2 separate regions of the Homo sapiens genome follow, and region 2 is linked to region 1. The links are chromatin loops, found by intact Hi-C in ENCODE. Cell type or tissue: OCI-LY7. All regions are shown on one strand. Each heading gives the region's core, and the rest is flanking DNA. Links, peaks and the distances in the headings are about the cores only. Region 1 overlaps FBXO15 (F-box protein 15). Region 2 has its middle 87 kb from the start of FBXO15.

Region 1 (2,807 bases), core at 74-2,573:
TCAAACTGTGATTCCCTGGCCTTCTTTTGCATGTGACTCTTAGGTTTGAAATTAAAACAACACCCCCACCCCCCAACTTATTACAGATTCAATATGCTAAGAAAAATTAGAACATACATGGAGTTATGCCCCCTAAATCGTCCCCATTTAAAAAGACCTTCACCAACAGATTTTGTAATCCTATGAATCAGATCTGTTAACTGTTAAACCTTGGTGTCTCTAGATCTCTTTTCTTTGTATGCATATATTTACTTTTCCTCTTAGAGAAATAGAAAAATAAGTTTATGTATTAGGTTGGTGCAAAAGTAATTGTGGTTTTTGTTACTGAAAGTAATGGCAAAAGCCGCAATTACTTTAGCACCAACCTAGTAGTATATACTGATATAACCTGCTTTCTCAGTTATACTGTTAGTGATTCAGCGATATTTATTGAATGCTGCTCGCATGCCAGGCATATTGTGGGTGCTGAACGATCAGCAGTGAACAAACCCATGCAGTATAACTGCCCATGTCATTCCAGCGATAGTAAGCAAGACAGGCAGGTTAAATGTATAGTGTTGGATGGTGATGTGTGCTAAGGAGAGAAACAGAGAAAGGACACAAAGTGCATGTGTGTGTGGCAGAGGGGACTGGATTGCAGTTTAAATATAACAGCCAAGGAAGGTCTCAGTGAGATGGTGACATTGTAGTAAATGGCTGAAGAAAGTGAGGGAGCAAGCCATATAGACACCTGGAGGCCATCAGGGACCTGTTTCTAATTCAAACACTTAACCTGGGTTGAAAAATCTATATTTTAATTGACTAGACATTGTTAACTCTATGGAGACCATGCAATTTAACCAATCTCTATACCGTTTTTAGTATTTTTTTCCCCCAGTGCAGACAACTCTGAGATGGACATTCTTGAGTGAACTATCTGTGCACATTTCTAGAAGTGGAATTCCTGGCTTAAAAGAGCATATGTGCTTTTTAAGGATCCTGGATTCCAATATCAGATTTGGCTTTCCATAACGTTTGTACCACTGTATCTTGTCTTACGGGCAGTAAATGAGGATGCCTGTTTCTTTGTAACATAGCCAGCATGAATCATCATCATTTATTTGGTATTTGCCAATTGCTAGATTAAAATTGATCCATCAGATGAATTTACTTTTCTTTGGTTCTCTTGGAAAGGCCTAAGGTAACAGTTTTTATTTTTCTGGCTTCTTATTGAGGAAATAAACAATGACAAAAAGCTGTTACTGATTCAGTAAGGTATTTATTTAATATCTTAAATAAAATTATATTTGATGAACTACAATAATATTTATGTTTAAAGTATATATAGAATTATTCATATGATGCTTAGGGTATGTGTGGACTCCGATTCTAGGTACAGCCAACCCCCACACTCCCATAGGCTTAAGGGTTACAGGTTTGGAGCTCCTGATAGGAATTGTTATTGTTTGATGAAGGAATGATAGAAATTCCCTTTATTTGAAGCTTAAGTGTTAGAATCCTTTATCAATTGTAGATATTTTATCTTTGAATATGTAATATAAGTCAATACAGACTTTACAACAATAATAACCATTTAAAAATAAGTCATGCTTTTAAATAATTTTAGAATGTATTACAAATTTGTTTACTGTGTTGACTATTGACAGTAAACAAAGTGTATTATACCTTCTAAAGTTATTTATGTCCTTCTGGAACACCAGGATGTGACTTTCTTTAGATATAGGGTCTCTGCAGGTATAATTAGTTAAGATGAGGTCATACTGGATGAGGGAGGGTCCTAAGTGCAATATGAATGATATCCTTATAAGAAGAGGCACAGAGACAGATATGCCTAGAGGGAAGATTGCTCTGTGAAGATGGGGGCAGAGATTAGAGTTATGCTGACACAAACTAAGGGACACCAAGGATTTCTGGCAACCACCAGAAAAAGGAATGATCCTCTCTAGAGCCTTCAGAGGGAGCACGGCCCTGTTGACAACTTGGGTTTTGGACATCTGGCTACTGAGACATAATACATTTCTGTTGTTCTGAGTCACCCAGTTTGTGAAGGTAGTCTTAGGAGACGAATGCAATTAGGAAATGATATTTTACTTATGATTACTATGTTAGGACCATGTTAATGGAGCCTAAGCTTTTCTCCTGTGGAAATCTGTGTTTAAACAAAATTTCTAACAGAAGTACAAAAATATATAACAGGTAGAATTATCTGATTAAAGGAGGAGAGGGTATTGCAAAAATGTCCCAATTAGCATTTCTTCCTGTCCTTTCTCCCTGTCTTCCTGCCCTGCAGAGCACAGATTGAAAACCATTGGCTAGAAAGTCATATAAGACCAAAAGTATATTAAGCACCTTTTACTGAAGCTGGGATGGAAAGGCATGTGGAGCCAGCATTTTTTTTTCCTCGGTGCATTTTTACTCTTACAGGATCTGGAAAAGTTTACCTTATGCAACTTCTTTGTTGAGATGCCAGTGGAGCAGCTGATCACTAATATTTGTGGAGGGCCTACCCTGTACCAGCTACTGTGCTTTTTTCTAGAGAGAAAAATTCACAAAGGGAAGAGGAATTTACTCTGTAGCTGCTTGGAAGCATGTGGAGACTTGTGCCTGGGAAGCAGGGCAGCCAGGTGCCAGTGGGTGATTTGAGTGCGTGCTGCATATCATGATGCTGTCTTGCGGTAGGCTCCAGGCTACACTGTCACCTGGCCAGCTGATGCCTAGGGCAAGGGCTCCTTTTTCACCACTTGTGTCATCTAATAGGTTGTGCTCAGAGTTGAGGGCCATCCTCTGTTAAGACCAGTTGTGTGTGG
Region 2 (2,807 bases), core at 58-2,557, 82 kb after region 1:
TTTACATACAGCCTACATCCCAGCGGTCTTATATTGCCCCCGATTCTTGTGTTTGTGCAATACACACTGATCTTTGCACTATTAGGCAAGAATTGCTGTTGTCTTGGAATAAGATACTAAGTGGCTGTCTGCTTGCTTACAGATTTATAGACCCCATCTACCCATTTTCCCAGAACAAGATACTTTCTTTCCGTAATAAGATTCTGTTGGCCACTGTTTTGCAGCTAAATTGTGAATTTGCCCTATTATTGGTTTTGCTTAAGTGGAATGAATGGCCATGCCGGAGAAATGCATTTCTGTGGCAGCCCTGTAAAATGACTGTGCTGATGTATCTATTTAGTAAGGGCTCCATGGACAGCTGAAAGAGACCTGCGTGATGCCTGACCTGAAATTGTAGGCGTTTGCTCTTCTCTTTCACAAGGAGATAATTATGGTACATCTATAACTGTTGTAAAAAGAGATTCTCAAAGCTATACTGTATAAAAAAGTCCCCAGTCCCCAGATGGTAAAACTTTGTTTCATGGAGGGGCAAAAAACGGAAAACCTGCCACACTGGCATTAGGAAAATGTTGAAAGTTTTATTCTGGAGGCAGACAATGCATTATAGTCTCATGGTTTATGTTCCCATCACTTTTATTCCTCAGGGTGTTATTAAATTAGGAAGTATAACCATGCATTTTAATCACTGTGATTTATGAAAATCCTAATAGCAACAGAGAATATTACTTCTGTGTGCAGAATCTCCCCTGTCCCCATCTGTGGATGTGAGAAAATCGTTCCCTTAATTGTGAATATGGGTTTGAAACTTGTTCTTGTATCAGGAGTTAAATATGGCTTTTCGGACAGAATACTTAGGATTACCTTCAATTATTTTAAATGCTCTAGTCTCCCCATGAAAATGGTGAGAGGATCGTGTAGCAGACGAATGTAAGCCCTTTGTTTCAGATTTCAGCATGAGCTCTGGGTTTTAGATGTATGCATTCTCTGTGAGCTGCAGCTGATACTTTACACTTAAGTAGCAGGCTCTTGCTCGCATTTCGTGCCACTCATTCTAAAACACAGGCAAGAAAACTGTTCTTCCCCTAACAATAGCCAGGGACCCTAAGAAGGAAAGCCAGCAGGCATTTATTTTGTGCTTCTTCAGCATAAGGCAACACCCTGGCTACTTTGGATTCCAAGAGGAGAAGACATGGATGACCAGAGAAGCAGACCATGACGTGTGCCGTGTCCCAGTTCTGTTCTCTGTGGAGGGAAGAAGGGGGATGAGGTCTGAGGAGGGAATGAAAAAGTCTCCATGGGCCTTTGATGCAGGGCAGGTGAGCCCCAACTTGGGGCTTAACCCAGGAGGGTTATTGGCTTCAGCTAGGAAAGAATTCAAGGGTAAGCTGGTGGTAGAAGAAAACAGCTTTATTGAGGTGGCAGTTACAGCTCCGTGACTGCATCTGCAGAGCAGGGCTACCCACAGGTGGTGCACTGAGAGTAGCTGCTCAAAGGCCCTTCTGCAGCCGTGTTTATACCCACTTTAAATTACATGCAAACTAAGGAGCAGATTGTGCAGACATTTCTAGAAAAAGGGGGGTAACATCTGGGTCACCAGGTTGTTGCCATGGAAAGGGGCAGTGGCTTCTGCATGTTGCTATGGCAATGGTAAACTGACATCCACACTGGTGGGTGTGTCTTAGGAGAGGTGCGTCTGCTTCTTCCCTATTTTAGCTAGTCCTCAATTTGGTCTGGTGTCCAAGCTCCACCTCTGGAGTCAAGTTGTGCCTTCTACCTCACTTTGAAATATGGGTTGATTTTTGTTTTGTAAAACTGAGGTTATCCAGGTAGGAGAAAAGCATAAGGAAAAAGAAAGGAAAGAAAAGGGAAGAACGTGGGGAAAATGCAGCTTCCTTTTCAGTATTCAATACAGCCTATTTTTTAAGTATTGAGCATAACAGTTGATCTCAAAGCATAGCAAGTCCTCAACAAGTGTGTGGAAAGGAGAAGGTAGGAGATAAATCACAGGGCCAGGAGAGCTGTAGACAGAGGGAGCCACAAGTACAAGTAGGATGAGAACTGGAGAAAAAGAAAGAGCTGGGGTTCGGCTTTGGGTAGAGGCCAAAAAGACACCAGGCAAGGTGGCCCGGAGCTGAGGAGGGCCCAGGGGAAAGTGGAATGGGCAGGCTCCTTTCTTGCAAGGCCCAGTGTTTTCCTCTTCTTTGCCTAAATAATCCAAATATTTTAATATTCTTGTTACAAAGTCTTTTACTCATAGATATTATTGATATGGGTATAACAATATCCATATCAGTAATCCCAGTATGATTCTTTATTTTTTCAATCCATGCATGCTGCTTACATAGCCTATACCTTATCTACTGGCACTCTTTTTTTTTTGAGACAGAGTCTTGCTCTGTCGTAGTGCAGTGGTTCGATCATGGCTCACTGCAGCCTCAACCTCCCCAGCTCAAGTGATCTTCCCATGTCAGCTTCCTGAGTAGCTGAGACTACAGGTGGATGTCACCACATTAAGCTAATTTTTCTATTTTTTGTAGAGATGGGGGCCTCCCTATGTTGTCCAGGATGGTTTTGAACTCCTGGGCTCAAGTGATGCTCTTGCTTGATCTTCCATAGTGCTGGAATTATATGCGTGTGCCACCACACCTGGCTACTGGCACTCTTTAGTTAGGACACTTTCATAGATGCCATAAATACTTGGTGTATGTTGCCAGAGGCAATGACGCATTTCTGAGTTCTATACAACAGGCAGAAAGGTTCATACCCACCATTTCAGGAGCACAATTTTGGGAAAAAATATTAAAAGA

The links. A loop is a pair of places that touch in the nucleus more often than their neighbours do. Peaks named below come from ENCODE experiments on the same cell type or tissue, not always from the same donor. Only the 100,000 strongest peaks of a DNase experiment are listed, where the experiment ranks them.
Region 2: a loop joins it to region 1, with 12 times the contacts of the local background. A loop is called at or near these places in 2 of 110 quality-filtered maps.

The regions. Positions count from the first base shown.
Region 1 is chr18:74,141,664-74,144,470 of GRCh38, reverse strand. All of the region lies in intron 1 of FBXO15 (F-box protein 15), which reads left to right. Among named protein-coding and RNA genes, the nearest start is that of FBXO15, 4.8 kb to the left of the region's middle. In OCI-LY7, for the core only: no CTCF peak of the experiment used is centred there; no DNase peak of the experiment used is centred there.
Region 2 is chr18:74,059,496-74,062,302 of GRCh38, reverse strand. No RefSeq gene overlaps it. Among named protein-coding and RNA genes, the nearest start is that of FBXO15, 87 kb to the left of the region's middle. In OCI-LY7, for the core only: no CTCF peak of the experiment used is centred there; a DNase peak (open chromatin) is centred at 1,492; H3K27ac peaks cover 763 bases.